Linked DNA regions of Mus musculus: region 1 is linked to region 2. Evidence: chromatin loops called from intact Hi-C (ENCODE). Cell type or tissue: gastrocnemius. All regions are shown on one strand.

Region 1 (8,000 bases), 140 kb before region 2:
TAGCCTACTCTGCCATTCCACTTGTTAGCCTAGTCTTCCCAGAAGCCTTGGTTCCTATCTCACCATATTCAATACAGTTCCCCAACCCAGTTTAGTTCACAGTAACCGACCATCATTGTCATCCCTGGTCTTCATCTCACCCTGATACACTTCCTGCTGACCTGCCAGCTCACCCCGCCATCCAATAGTTACCTGCTTTTCCAGGATCTGACACACACCGTCCCTCAGCTTCCCTCCTACCCAGACTGCTCCATCCCCAGGTGCTCAACTCTACCCAGCCTGACCATCCCACAAATATACATTTGCCTACCAAAATAGATATACAATGTATCCGTTTGTATACAGTTCCCCCTGCTCACAAGAATTCTCTGGTTTCTATTCAGCTTGCTTACCAGGATCTCTACCTCATCCAGGTCTGTAAAGCATACTTAACTCCCAACAATCCACAGATCACACAGCCTGCTGGGTTTCCTAAGACTGCAGCTAGGTGGACTGCTATCTGATACTGTCCCCCTCTCTATCCTATACCACCCAACACAGCCCATTCTGTGACTAACCCGAATCCTTCCTGACCTGGCTTCCCAACTGCATGGCCACCAAAAGCAAACAGTGTAATCATATTCAAAAGAAGGCTTGAAATTTTCACTATGTATATCCCGAATTTATGACAGCTTGGCGATTTTAGTCTGTCCCTCTGACTGAAGACACTGCAAGATGACTCAAACACAAAAGTTGGTCATTGGGCATTTGTGTGCCCAGCCTACTCAAGCTCGCACAAGTTCTCCCATGTCTATTCAGCTTGCCTACCAGGATCTCTACAAGTAAAGACGTGGAAAAGGAAGTCCGTCTTGTAGCTAATTTGGTGAGAGGGAAAATGGTCCTGAAGATATGTGGGAAGACAGTGTTCCTGTTGAGGCCAACCAAACAACAGCAAACGTTTCAAGGAAGATCCCATGTCAGGGTTTGTAGGCAGGAGAACTACGTGGGTCCAGTTCAAGAGCTGCAAACAGTGAAGGCCTGTGGTGAAGCCCCAGACACAGAGGGAGCAAACGGAAAAGTTCCCTGTAGAAGTGATGAAATCAGGGTGGGGGCATGAAGGGGCTGGGGTGGGGGTGGGGCGGGGCGGGGACTGAGGGCTTAGCCTCCTCCCCGCCCTCACAATGGCTCTATGACTCTTCCCTGCTCTGTGATGCAGGCCTGCCCACTTACAGCCTCAGCTCTCAGCTGCCTTAGGCAGCCCCTGAGATTCACACTATGAAAAAGGTTCTCTCCATTCTCAATAGCTCCATTCTAACTAGCGCTAAGGAATCATGGTTGAGCATTGGCTCCATCTTCGTGGACATTTACCCCAAATGCATCATTCTGAGTGTACTTGGGCTGCTGTTTTTGTTCCTAAGGTACCTGATACTGAAACCCTTCTTACCCACACAGACCAGCCAAGGAGTCAGGAAGGTAAGGCTGTACGGAGACTTCCTGGGGGCACTCTCTTCTTTTGTAGTCGCTTTTTCTACTTTCATGTTATCCAGTGAGTTTGGCTGTCTGAGCGCAGTACCTGAGCTGTTACGATACTGTGGAGAGGAGAGAGCACTGCGGACTTAGAGCAGGAAGCCTGGGATGGAAGGCATTAGTTTCATCTGATCTATAGCCTCCCTCCCTGGGTGTCCATGTCCAGTGTAAAGCACCCATTCCTGGTCTTAATGGCTTGGCTCCAGGCGTCAGGCTTTCTAAAAGAGAACTGTGTCTGCTGACATTGGGTCCCAGGCCCCAGTCCTGCCTCAATATGTTCCTTCAGCCCCCTTCTCCTGGCCTTCCAACTATGGCTACAAGGGACCTCTGAGCAGAATCTGGAGCCTGAGCTTTGAAAGTGTCTCAGGGGCAGCATCACCAGAGCCCTGGCCCCAGAGTCTGTGCTGCTCAGCTCAGGACGTCATCTTGATATTCCCAGCCTGAAACTTGCAGATGAAAATCTTCCTTTGTTTTTCCTAAAGAAGGAAAAACCTGAAAATATTCTATTACCTTTGAAAGTAAATAATAATAAAGATAGGCATTAAACTCGCTTGATGGGAAATTATAATGTTCTTGGTTAATGGACGTTTTGGGGATCCTAGGGAAAACATCAGGAAAAAAAATATGTTTTCTTTTTGTTCACAGCAACAAGGCAGAGCTAAGCGGGAAAGGAGAGCGTCATTTAATGGTAGGCTCCCAGCTCGAAGGTCTTACCACCCCAGTTTCTTTCTTCCTGTCATTTCCATAAGCGTCCAGTTCCATGATCTGAGGCTATTCCGTCACCAGGCACACACTCTGTCCCTGGCAATAGAGCCCTCAGAGAAGACTGAGGAGGAGCCCTGTGTCCCCCCTCAGCTCACCACAGGCAGGAAGCAATGATACCTGACCTGGGCAGTAGGTGCTGCCCATGCGGTGAGCACAGGAGGCATCTAGGGAGGACTACGGGTTATTTGGGAGCCCCAGCTCCCACTCCTAGTATCATGTGTGTACTTCACACCTGGATGCTCAGCCATCTCTGAGGAAGCCCAGCTTGGGAGCTCCTGTGTGGGGTGTCCATGAAGAAACACGGGAGACTGAGATGACTGATGCTCGTGAAGAAACACGGGTGAGCAGGTGTTGCTGGCACTGTTGCCAGTGACGTCACCACGTCTCCTGTTTCCTGATATCAGACTACAGTAGCTCAGGTGTTTCCCTTAGAAGAGATGCGATGCCCACATCTTTGTCTTTCATTCCAAACAACCCATACCCCTGCCTTCCAGAATTCAGAAACTTCCATGGAGAAGCTCGGGAGCGGAGGAAGCTGCAAGCTGTTGTGCAAAGGTGACTCTTAACGCCTTTCCTTCACCGCCTGTCCCCCCAAAACCCCACCCCAAGGTCAATGTGTCCCGGGGACTTAGCATAGCCTACTCTTGTCATGGGAAGGGATAGCTAAAGGAGCAAAGGAATAAGTGTATAAACTGGGGGTATGGGGTGAGACTGCAGCCTCCCTGGTGGCCAAGGACAGAGCAAGAGGAATAAGCACAAAAGCTTCGGGTATCCGCACCCCAAATGGGCTGGTAGACCTTCTTTTTTATGCGTGCTGGTTGTCCTAGTTTTGAATCTGTCGGTGTGATAAAACACCCTAACCAAAAGGGACTTTAAGGAACAAAGGTTTCCTTCAGCCTACACATCCAGACCATGCTCACTTGTTGAGGGAAGTCAAGGCAGGAACTTGAAGGCAGACCTGACTGCTACTGTACACATCATTGCCTCCAAGCAAGGATGTGAGCAACCTACTTCACATCCAAGCACTGTGGGGAGTACTGCTTGCTAGCTCAAGTGGAGGTAGGTTCATAGTCAACTAGTTTTCTTAAACACGGCAGCACCATCTGCCTAGGGATGGGCCGGGCCTTCAAACAGCCAAGACAACCTTCCCGCAGGCCTGTCTTATCTAGGCAATCCCTCCACAGAGTCTCTTCTCTCAGGTAAAGCCTAGGTTATGTCAAGTTGACAGGTAAAGCTAACTGGAACCCAGGTCCTGACTACAGATCTGAACTTTGTGTGTTCTTCAGCCCCTGTGGGCAGCTCTACGACCCCTTCTACTTCCGGCAAGCGCTTTGTCAGGATCCCCGTTGTGATGTGTGCAATGGAGCCACAGTGAAGGTCAGGCGACTGCTCTCATGGGCCAGCCTAGAAGACTGCTCTGCCTCTGCATCCAGTATGGCTTCCATGGCCTCCACAGCTTCTGTGACTGAGGCCTCATTCACTCTCTCTTCTTCCCTCTCCCCAAGCCCTTCGGGATATCAGCTCTCATCTTTTTCAGTTGCACCTTCTCCCCCTCCTCCCTCCATTCTCTCAACTAGCACGTTCACCCCCTTGGAAGACACCCTTTTGGGCACACCACAGGGTGACTCTCTGCCACCAGAGCCCACTCTCACAAGCACTGGTTTCCCACTGGATCACCTCCTACCTCACCCACTTCCCAAGTCTCCTTCCGTGGCACATCCTGCAGCTCAGCAAACAGAAGGGCCTTTAAGACCGGAAGACATTCTCTCCTTGGCTGGCAGCCATGGTGACCAGTTTCTCCATGCAACAACAACTTGTGATGCCTTGCCAGTGTCCTACCAGCAGCAGCCTGGTGCTCAGAGCTCCTCCCCATCCCAGTTAAAATGCTTAGTTAACCAAGAGATACCCAACCACTGCTCTTCTGAAGATTTTTGGCGGGGACAAGCCTCACCCCATTTCACAGTGCCCCAGAAAGTCCTGAAAATACTTGAGAGACAAGAGGAAAGCCAGGCTGACGTTCTTACACTGAAGGACAGGGAAGGAGAAGCAGAACCAACTGCTGAGCAGAACCTAGGAGCCTCCTTTCCCCTAGGGGGCAGCAGAGTCATACTCAGCGAGCTCAATCCTCAGCAGGGGCTTGCTCAAGTGCAGAGCTCTGGGGGCCAGTTAGAGGCCATGCCCATGCAGCACTTCTGGGGCCTCCCTTATCTCCACAGCGAGTCCATGAGCTGTATCACTACACTGTCATCTCACTGCTCTTCCATGTGCATCTGGTTCAACAGGACCACAGACTCCCCGGCCCTGGCTCCCCCCTCACCTCTGCCCTTGCCTGAGAGACAATCACAGACCTTGACTCAATCTCAGTACCAGAGCATCCAGCTTGCCACACCCCACTCCCAGCTTCAAACACTCCCAGGGCCGTCACCGTCCTCTCAATCTCAGGTTAGGGTTTGCGGTGTGTATTTCCGCAGATCCCAGGAGGCAAAAGCTCTATTGCAATCGGAAATCCACCACCTAGAGTACAACATGATGGCGAAAGACCCGGAGAGGGAGTGGGCTTTACCCTCTGTGGTCCAAAAACCTCAGGAAGAACTTTCCCTCCTTCCTTCAAAGCTCTCCCTGGCCATAAAGTCCTCCAAGCTCCAAACTCCCAGGTCCGTTCCTCCTAGAGACTTCCCCCTGGCTGACGGGTTCCAGAAGATGTTCGAGCAGCACCTTCGAAAGAGGCTCATCCTACAGCGCTGGGGCCTGCCTCAGGGGATCTATAAGTCGCAGCTGTGGGCAAATCCTGACCCTTCAGAAGCATCTAAGAGCAGCTCTGGGCTCTCTGGCTTTAAGCACAAAGACAACAAAGCCTGGCCCAACACTGTGTCGAACCAATCTGGAAGCCCCCAAGAGAAGTCTGTTTCTGTAGAGAGAAAAACAGTAAAAGCACACGAACAGACTCTAGAGATTATCCAAAAATATATCTGCAGTAACTCCAAGACTGCTCTAGACAACAGCCTGCCATCTGACCATGAGAACCTACAGGGCCACTCAGGCAGTCTGTCAGATCAATCTTCAGAGACCTCACAGGTAAGCCAATGTCGGAAAAAATTTGAAACTCCTCCGAAAGAACATTTGAAAAGCCACATCGATGGAACCAATGAGGATCAGGTCCCTGTCACTCTGTCCAGATTAAAGCATCGTCCCCTTCATTTTAAGCCATGTGTGGGCAAGGAAGAAAAAAAGGCTGAGAGACAGTCACCTTCTGATATCAAGGATGAAGATACCAAAAGCGTACACAGAATTACAGTGCCTGGCGTGCAGCAGACATCTGTTGTCTTAGACACCACCATCCTGAAGGAGTCAGAAGCCAAAAAACCCAGCCCAGATGTGCCCAAAATGTTGGCTAAGGCTGGCCCCATGCCAGTGGGTAAGAGCCTAAGTTCTAGCAAAATAGTCCAGGGGCCTCAAGGGACAAAGATGGATGACAAACACGTATTTGTATCCAACAAGGTCAGTAACATAGTCAAAGAGCAGCTCGGTGGCCTTCAACCACGACCTACCAAGATCTCGAAAGCCAGCCAGTGCAAGAGTGCTAAAGATGGAGATGGGAATACACCAAGCACACAAAGAACCCAGTTAGCTGGAAGAGCCCCGGAAGGAATATCAGGTCCCCCGGACATTCAGGCATCTGACTTTAGTTGTCAGGTGACCAGGGAGGAGAAATCCGAATCAGAAAACCGTCAGCCCATCCAAGCTTCAGAGCCCCCAAAAGTCATGCTCCCTGTCTCAGATAAACTCACTCACACACCTTTACCCATTCATGATCAGATGCCTTCCAGCGCTCTCACCAATGCAGTTCAGGTGCAGCCACAGGAGCCTGAGATGCCTGCTCACTCCTTAGGCAAGGGTCTGAACAAGGACAGCCCTCAATCTGCCAAGAGGTCGTGGAAAATAGAAGGGGTTGCAGGGCCTGAGACGTTACAACCCAGTGGGAAGATTCACCGTGCGCAGGATAGCCCGACCCCGGGGAATCATGGGAAAAGACCGATCCCACCGTCACCGCCCGTGAAGGCCCTGTCTCCTCCTGAGCATCACTTCAGGAAGCAGGTCAAACACTTTTTCCAGTGGCTTTCTCCTGACAGAAAATGCAAAGGACAGGAAGCACTCCTGAAAAGGGGCACTTCCCCACCGTCACCAGCACACGACCCGGAACAAAAGGGGAGAGCTACCTTTCCTGGGAACACTGTAGCTCAGAAAGCCCTGAGAGACTTTGGGAAGGTCCCCAAGGAGCAACCGGGGCACAGGCATGGTGCGGCAGATACCATGCGCCCCCGCGTGCCCGTATCTCCGCCCACCAAGCCTGTAAAAACTAAGCCGAAGAGAGAGTATTGCGTCCCAACAGACCCAGTCCAGGGACGCCAGCTCCACCCCCCAGCACCGGTCTCTAAAGTGCCAAGTCCCAGGTTCCACAATCAGGCCGCTGCTTTTGTTGATCAAAAGAGATGCGTGGCAGAAAGGGCCAGACAGCCCCAGAAATGTGAGGCTTTACAGCCTCGCCCATCCGCGTCCCACAGAGAGTCAGAACTGCGCCAAAATCTCCTGTGGAGTCGAGCTGGGAAAGTTCCTCAGGGGACACCCCCCTTTGCTGTAGGGACTATGTTGGCCGACATGTCCCGGTTATGTGAACAGAAAATTCTGGCTCAGAATTTCAGAGGAAAAGCTTTTGTCCCCCAGAAATAATCCACCTCTTAACAGTACTCAGCACCCTCAATAAATGTTTTCATAAAGTAATGTCTTTTGTGTGGTGTGTGTGTGCGTGCGTGTGTGTGTGTGTGTGTGTGTGTGTGTGTGTGCGTGTGTGTGTGTGCTGTGCATGGAGTGGATTTTAGGAAAACACAGGGCTCGTGTTTAGGGAAAGGGCTGGGTTCATTCAGCTCTCACCAATTTCATTGTGTGCCTCTGAGGTGGCCTGGCTCCCTGTGCTCTTGTTAGGAATGGATGTGATGAGCCTTGAGAAGAACTTTTGGTCCAGCTGGCTTCCTAACTCTCAGCTCAGCCTTAGTGCTGATGTGCAGCAGCCCACACCTCCCCCTCATTGACTCTCATATCCTTGAGAGCGAGGGCCTCCTTACCCTAAGATGTGTCACCTGCAAAAAACAGTTCATCCTCTCAGAGTGGTTTTGACTCTGGAAAACCAACCCAGAGAGACAGCTCTCTTCCCGAGTCATTTTCTTCAGCCTGTTTGGGTTTGTGTTGCTAGGATGAAACATCATGACCAAAAGCCACTCGAAAGGCTTATTTGGCTTACATATCCCAAGTTAACGTCCACTGAGGGAAGGAAGCAAACTCAAGAGCTGCTGCTGCTGCTGCTGCTTGCTGGCTTGCTCGGCCTGCTTTCTTATAGAACCCAGGACCACCTGCTCCCTCCTATCAGTTGGAGGGACTGGACCCTCCATCAATCATTAATTAAGAAAATGTCCTACAAGCTTGCCTGAAGCCCAATCTTAAAATGAGGCATTTTATCAACTGGGGTTCCCTCCCCGCAGATGACTCAAGTCTGTGTCAAGTTGATAGAAAACTAGCCAGCACAACTACCTAATATTCTCCTAGGCTACTAAGGAACCTTGGCAACCCATAGGTCTGCCCCACCCATCAGCCTACATTTATCCTAACTCATGTTGTCTTGCCCCACCAGCCTGGCTAGTTAGTGTTAACCAACACACACTAGTAAGCTAAGTCCT
Region 2 (8,000 bases):
GGGGAGAGAGGGAGAGAAGTGACATAAAAGAGAATCAACCAAAATGAGTACATATGAAAATGTGATGAGAAAACTTGTTATCTATATGTAAACTATAAACATCAAGAAAAATACACTTGAAATCTCAGGCTCGAAACCTTTCCCACTGCCCAAAAAACAAGCTCAAACCAACAAAGCAACAGCACTGAACCTAAACACTGTTCTGTGGCCAGGCAGTTATTTAGGGTCGACAAAGGCAATTCAGTTTAGCTCACTCTAGGGTCTTGTCCTCACCTTCACTTACAGAAATGAGACTTTTCCTTTAAGACACAACTTCACCCTTTCCCACTTAAGGCTCATGACGCCAGCTGTCCAACAGAGATGACTTTAAGAAAAAAAGAACACAATGACAGATGTGAACCATTTAGTCACCCCAACATCTGAGCATAAAACCTGCCATATAACACAGCTCTCCTCCTGGTAGACATAGAGCAGTAGACTTACAGGGGAGACTTAGTCCAGGGTTCTTCTACTTTCTCACTGAGACAAACTTGAAGTGGACATGTAGTTTGAACCATCAAAGGGACAGAAGGCACATGGTTTCTAGCCCCGGCTGGCTTCCTTTCTACCTGGTGCTGCACCCAGTCTTCACTCCTCTCCTTCAAAACCACCTTGTTACTACCAAAGACCTGGCTGGCAAGCACATGGGTCAGGAAGGAACACCTAACCACCCAAGCTTCCCACTCTCCCTTATCTGCACCACCTTACCCAGTCTCTCGGCTCACTTTCCCGACCCCAGCACCACTCATCCTATGCCTTTACTCAGTACCCGGCCTTGAACCCATCCTCTCTCAGTCCAAGCTCTCTCACTGCTGACTCCTTCCTCTCGTCCTCCAGTCTGTCCCTTAGACTGCACACACTCATGTGTGTCACTCTAAACACTTGCTGCTGGGGAGGGAAGAGTGTTCTTACAGAGGGAAGTCTACACCGCTCACAACAGTCTTGCACTTCTCAGCTTCAAGTGATCCTGACTCAAACACCCAAGTAGCTAAGACTACTAATGGCACTACTAGTACATGCCACTAAATCTAGTTATTACCAAACACTGTGGCCCTACTATGTGCCATACACAGCTCTATATTCTACAGTTATACCCACGATCTCTGCCACTATCAAGCTCCTATCAGGGTAAATAAAGCACAAACACCTACAATCCTGGTGATAAACAGGGTGGCTCAATTAAGATGCCCTTTAGCCTATCTGTTTACAGGTTATCTGCTTACAGGTGCCCTTGTGAGCCTTCACCAGGAAAGATACATAAGATGTGCAAAAGCCATACACAGTGGTCTGATACAAAGTAACTCAAGGTGCAGGGAACACAGTTCACAGAGCCAGGCAAGGCACCTTGGTATTCACTGGGATAAGAGTGGGAAGGACAGGGCAATGGGAGGAAACAGCCCAGAACTTAGGAAACCATGCCGGAGAAGCCTGGGAAGTCACCAGAGGATCTTAAAGAGAACAATAGGACACGGTCATTTTTAAATCTCAAATACGCAAAAATTCTTGTGCCCAGTTAAGTGTGTGTACAGGTAGGCACTGCTATCACGGACTGATTATCTAACCTGTTGAAGTTAGGAAACTTTAGGAGAAAACTGTCAAGGAGCCGGAAAGAGCATTTGGTACACAATCATGAGAACCAGAGTTCAAACCCCAGCATAAGCCAGGATTCCTGAAAAGGCCTATAACTCCATCTCCAAGGGATCCAACGCCTTATTCTGCCATCCACATGCACTCAAGTGTGAGCACCCTCACACATATGTACAAATACAGAAAGAAAAATCTCTCTTTAAAAAAATCGCCAACATCCGTATTTAAAGTTTTACCCGATATACATTTGCTTTAGACCAAAAGTAAAAAAGCAAAGAGCAGAGTAATGTATGGTTATCAACACTGAGCCTGACATCATACTCCAGGCTTGTAATCTCAATATCCAAGAGGAGCAGGAAACTCAAGGTCATCTCCACAACAAGAACATTGTCAGCCTGGGCTACAGGACACGTTCTCAAAAACAAAACGACAAATCTGAGTAAAAAAAAAAAAAAAAAAAAAATCACAAGGTTGTCTTTCTTTTTTTTCTTATTCTTTCTTTCTTTCTTTTTTTAAGTCAAAGTTGAGAAAACCTCATGTATCCTGCCCCAGGCTTTGAACCAAAAAGCCCCCAAATTCAAAACTCACCTCGACAAGCATCTTCAAAATCCTGGGTTATGTCCACCCAGCTTGTGCTACTTTTTTCCATTTTTTCCGGGACCCCGAGCTCCCATCCCGAAGCATCGTCGTCTACAGTAGCTTTCATAACCATGATGCCTGCAAAGGGAACATTGGTGTGAGGCTGGGAATATAGCTTTGGCAGGCACAGGAGCTGCAAAACTGCCCCAAGTGTTGGGTGAAAGACTTCCAAAACTCTGCAGGCAGAACGCCTTTGAATTCTGCAAAAACAAACAAACAAAACCCAACCACCTAGCTTTGAGCAACCTGACCTCACATAAACCGGGCTGCTGCTCCCGCACTGATTCGCACTTGCCAGGACTCACAACTTCTTCCAATCCCTCCAGAGATCTTCAAGCATCCCAGCCCAAGACTACAAGTCCGGAGACGCCGGCTGTCAAGCCCGGCCTCCGGGAATCAGAGCCACCCTCAAAGCTCGGCAGCGACCGAGCATCCTTCACCTGGCGGGCTTCGCAAGACCAGGGCCTTGCCTCGCCCTGCAGGCGCCTCCGCAGAGACCCTGGCCCACCGCGGGCCGAGCGCCACTGAGACCGAGATCGAGGCGGAGACCGGTCCACGCGGGGAACCGGCAGCAGGCGGCCCTCGTCGCCCGGGCGACACGGGCACAGCCCGGCCTCCCGGCGCGCGCCCTCGGCTCCGACCCGAGGCGCGGCGAGGAACCGGCCGCCGGTGCCCACTCCCTGAGATCCGCCACGGCGGACTTCGGGGTCGTACCGGCCCCACTTGGGCCACCCCGGATACTTTCCCACGACCACCCGCGTCAAAACGCACCGTCCGCGCCACGGAGATAACGACACCGACAATACCGTCGCCGCCGCCGCCCCCTCCCCTCGCAGCCCCGCCCCGCCGGCCGCGTGCACGCATGCGTACGCCCTGGGCGCGCGCTCCCGGCTCCCGACTTTCGGGACTCCGCGCACCGACCACGCCCCCTCCCTCACCTAGGCCGCCGCATCCGGGTAGGCGCGCATCCTCTCTTCTCGCGGGATTATAGCACATCGCGAGACCGGAAACCATGCACCATTTTCCTCCCCTCCGGCCGAGACCCGGCCGTGGGCGGAACCCAGAGAGAGGCGGAGCCTGGAGTGCTTCCTGGGAAACTCTTTAAGGTGACTCAAGGGTGAAGGGGAGGGGTAGGGCTTCCGGGGAGGGGCCAGCTGCCGGCCGTATTGCTGTTTTGTGGTTGTGCAAACTGACCTTATTTATTATGTCTTGCATTCAGCGCGCAAGCACTTTGTAAAGGAAAGAAAAATAAGACATTTACATCGAGCTTGCTAGCACGTTTCTTCCAAACTCAGATGTTTTAGTTTTATCTTAATAATCCTGACATAAAGTAGATTGGGTGTGGATGTGGGTGGTGTTTGGAAAGGAACCCAGGTCCTTTAATTAATGAAAAAATAAAAATATTTAAAAAGGACACGACTGCTTCTAAGTATGGTGGAGGAGAAGGTTGAGTGTAGGTATGAAGGAGAGCATAGCCAGAGTCAGACATCCAGAAGGGTCCAGAGGGAATGTGACCCTGAGCCGGCTCACGGGAGGAGAGCAGAGAGGAGAGCGGGGAGACCAAGGGGCCAGGGGAAGGGGTAAGAGAAGAACCAGGTAACCAAAATGTCTGCGAAGGCAGCTGGGGGGCAGTGCAGCCCAGCCCCTGTGCTGGAGTAAGGGGGCCGGGTATGCCAGCCATAGCTTCTACCAGGTAGAGACTGGGATTCTAGGAGAACGTTCCGTTCCGCCTATACATGTTAAATAGGTATCTCCGTTAGCATTTGTCCCAGGGTTGAGAGCTAACACTCAGTAAGAGTACACAAGCAATCTGTCATTGGGCTGTATCCTCGGACTTCATGTTGATTGTTTAAATTTTTTAAAAATTGTTTCCCCCATGGAGTGTATTTCCTGAGGACAAGAACTTTGTTTTCGTTTAAATTGCCCTAAAAACGTAAGGCATGTAGTTAGTTCTCCTTAGAAGAGGAGAATGAGTAAAGAAATCGCACAAACTGGTTTAATGACCTTTTGAGACTCCAGAAGAAACCTAGAAAAATGTGAACAGGGTTCATCTGATTTGTTCAATATTGTGTATAAGGGCGTGACAAACACTAATTTGATAAAGATTCATGGAGGGGGCGGCTGTAGAGATGGATCATAGGTTAAGAGTGCTTCCTGTTCTTCCACAGAACTTAAGTTCCATTCCCAGGACCCACTGGAGGTAGCACAGCTACCTGTAAGTGTGGTCCAGAAGTGCACTGGCATACGGGTGCTGTACACTCAAGTAGACACATAAATAGATCTTTTTAAAAAATAAGAGGATATATGGGCTTGAGAGATGACTCAGTGTTTAAGAGCACCAATTGCTCTTCCAGAGGTCCTGAGTTCAATTCCCAGCAACCATATGGTGGCTCACAACCATCTGTAAAGGGGTTTGGTGCCCTCTTCTTGTGTCTCTAAAGACAGTTACAGTGCACCCATAAATATAATAAATCTTTAAAAAAAATAAAATAAAGCCGGGCAGTGGTGGCACACGCCTTTAATCCCAGCACTTGGAAGGCAGAGGCAGGAGGATTTCTGAATTCGAGGCCAGCCTGGTCTACAAAGTGAGTTCCAGGACAGCCAGGGCTATGCAGAGAAACCCTGTCTCGAAAAAAAAAAAACAACAAATAAATAAATAAATAATAATAAAATAAAATGAGAGGACATAAAAGCTCTGTGTGTGTGTGTGTGTGTGTGTGTGTGTGTGTGTGTGTTTCCCTGGCAATTTAACCTAGAGCCTTAGTTCTACACTAAGATAAATTCCTAACTCCCTCGTATATACTTTCTCACCTCTAGATCACTTGATTATTACAATGTAAATGTCTTCTGAATGTTTGCTGTATTATTTAGGGAAGGATCACTCCATTATTCTGTGCATGTTCAAAATATTTTTCTGGATGTTTTTCATTCCTTAGCCAGATCCATGGCTGTGGAGTCTCTGTTTATCCTATGCTGACTGTATTTATGTCTCTTTCATAGTAAAGGTCTCTCAAGTCCTGACTGCTGGCTTTCAAATGGTAGATGGAGCCATTGTGTTCCCTGCAGGGACTTGTCAAATGCTGACACCACTGGATTCATCTGGGCTGTTTGTCATGAGCTGGTTTAGTTTCAGAGAGGTGGCATCTCTAACCCAAGGCCCTCCTGGATGGGCTGTGCAAACTGGATACTGCACAGCTTTAGTGTAGGCATCAAAAGGTCCCTGGAGCTTTGCAACCGAGTCCTGCTCTCAGAATCTGCCAGCTGCCAGCCGCCAGCCGTTGAGTAGCAGAAGAAATCTGGGACTTGAGGGAGGACAAATCTCAAATCCTTTATGACATTTTGCTGGACTCTTTTGCATGGGGTACTTTGTTATCCTTTTGTTATCCAAGCCGCACCCTGCTGACAACTCCCCCTGCTTGCTTCGCCTTTCACAGTCTTCTCAGTGGATTGATCGGGGGCAGAAGGGAACTCCACACAACCGGGAAGAAGTCAGATCGTATGCTTCTTAAGCATGGAGTCCTGCTTTAGCCTCGCCCTGCCCTTCATCTCTAGAGATGCTTCTGTGAGTTCTCGAATGTGCAGTGGTGCAGGTGTGTCCTGCAAGTGACCCCATCCTTTTGGAGTAGCCATTGTCCAGCTCCTCTATCTGCCCATCTTTTCAACTGTACTGTCTACTTCTTCCCATTCCCTCTGCCCTTGTGTCTTTTACAGAGATTAACATTTTCACTCCTCCACATTGAATAGATAAATAGATAACCTGGCTTTATGATGGTGTCTAAATATACTCCATCCCCAGTGTTCTTACTTGTAACGCTTTGTAATTGGGGGTACTGTGATTGGGCACAGCCTCACCTGTGCAGAGCCCACCACTCACTGCACCTCCCGTCGTCTTTTTACTTTTTACTTTCAGACAAGGGTTGACTGTGTAGGACGGACTAGCCTCAAACTTGTGATTCTCCTGCCTAGGCCTATCCTGAGACCAAGTCCAGCAAGGGACAGGCACTGTCACTTGCAGAGTTGTAAGAATCCGACTTTCATGAACTGCAAAATCCCAAAATGCATCGCTCTTTTCCGTGTTTTGCAGCTCCATCGTAAATTACTTCTCATCTGGTTTTCTTGGCTCCATACAAGAGTGAGGCTTAGTACTTCACTTAGTCACATTCCGGGAATATTTAACACTTGTGGGACTATTGAAGTTATTAGTATTTGCACACAGTGATGATCACACCTGGACTCGTGAGGAGAACTTTGTCACCCCTCTTCATCCTGGCCCATACACGGACTTGGCTTTGCCAATGTCCCATGAACTAGAGATCTTAGAGTTCTTTACATGGCTGTGTCCAGGTCTACAACACATAGTCACTCAAGGCTTCCTCTATTCCAAATTCCTCATCATATAAATTCATGTTTGCCTGTCATATGGAACCGTCTTAGGATTTCTATTGCTGAGAAGTGACACCATGACCACCTCAACTCTTATATAGAGTTGAAAAGTTAAACTCTTAATTTTATTTAATCAATTTAATATTTAATTAATAAAATAATAAAATTAACTAATATTAATATATAACTTACAGTTCAGAGGTTTAGTCATTTATCACGGTGGGAAGCACGATGGCGCTCTGACAGACGTGGTGTTAGAGAGTAACTGAGAGTTCTACATCTTGATGCACTGGCAGCAGGAAAGCTAAGAGCCACTGAGCCTGGACTTTAGCTTCTGAGACCTCAAAACTCACCCACTAGTGACACACTTACTCTAACAATGCCACTCCTTATGGACCAAGCACTCAAATACATGAGTCTACGTGGGCCACTCCTATTCAAAGCACCACAGGTACTTTTCAAAGCTATAAATGGGTCATTTTATCTTTTAAAAATTAAATACGGAAGATCTGTCTGATCCTTACCTATCTGACTGCATCTATGGAGAACTCTGTTCAACTTTCAAAAGGGTAGCCAATCACGAAGAGCGTTTTATGTTTTGACATTTCTCTGCCAATAGATTTACTCATTTTGGTACTCAGAGCCACCTGTATGTCCAGCTCCAAGGTACCTGATGCCCTCTTCTGGCCTCCATGGGATCTGCACACACACTCACATACTCCTCCCAATACACAAAATTTGTAAGTTAAAAAAAAAAAAATCAACTCTTGCCAGAGGGCTGTGCCCATCTTTAATCCCAGCACACAGGAGGCACAGGAGGTAGGAGGAGCTGTGTAAGTTGGAGGCCAGCCTGGTCTACATAGTGAGTTCTAGGCCAGCCTGGTCTCCGTAGTGAGTTCTAGGCCAGCCTAGTCTACGTAGTGAGTTCTAGGCCTACCAGTGCCTACAATGAAATCCTGTCTCAAAAAAAAAAAAAAAAAAAAGTAGAAAGAAGATAATTAGCAAAGTTTTATTATTAATTTATCATAGTACTTAGCTAACAAGTACTTACATACAAAAGCAACAGAAGCAGGCAGATCTCTGTGAGTTCTATGCCAGCCTGGTCTACATCATGAATTTCAGGATAGCTAGGACTAAAGAGAGCTTGTCTCAAGAAACAAAACAACAACAAAATCAGCTCACAGCTACTGAAATAATGGAGTGGAAATGTGGAAGGTATAGTCTTCTCTTCCTGCAAAGCTAGTTAGTCTTTTATACACGTTTGATTTGAGGGAGGGCCCAACATTCTCCTGCAAATCCCGCAGCAGCCCGGGCTGTGTCTCAGAAATGTAAGCTATCAAAGTCAGGGGAGC

The links. Hi-C counts contacts between places; a loop is a spot of excess contacts. Peaks named below come from ENCODE experiments on the same cell type or tissue, not always from the same donor. Only the 100,000 strongest peaks of a DNase experiment are listed, where the experiment ranks them.
Region 1: a loop joins it to region 2, with 4 times the contacts of the local background. A loop is called at or near these places in 3 of 42 quality-filtered maps.

Annotation. Positions count from the first base shown.
Region 1 is chr13:59,724,975-59,732,974 of GRCm38, reverse strand. It overlaps Spata31d1d (spermatogenesis associated 31 subfamily D, member 1D), which reads left to right and starts at 1,223. Exons shown (of 4, transcript NM_177711.3): 1 at 1,223-1,452; 2 at 2,152-2,194; 3 at 2,766-2,826; 4 at 3,558-7,050. The coding sequence starts at 1,255. The coding sequence ends at 6,999. In gastrocnemius, a CTCF peak has its summit at 4,355 (motif pointing right); DNase peaks (open chromatin) are centred at 4,048 and 4,381; H3K4me3 peaks cover 360 bases.
Region 2 is chr13:59,580,496-59,588,495 of GRCm38, reverse strand. Naa35 (N(alpha)-acetyltransferase 35, NatC auxiliary subunit) reads right to left here and starts at 3,163. Exons shown (of 23, transcript NM_030153.2): 1 at 3,037-3,163; 2 at 2,215-2,343. The coding sequence starts at 2,338. A230056J06Rik (RIKEN cDNA A230056J06 gene) reads left to right here and starts at 3,273. Exons shown (of 2, transcript NR_045633.1): 1 at 3,273-3,371; 2 at 5,266-8,000. In gastrocnemius, a CTCF peak has its summit at 3,890; DNase peaks (open chromatin) are centred at 3,239, 3,871 and 5,523; H3K4me3 peaks cover 2,150 bases; H3K27ac peaks cover 2,021 bases.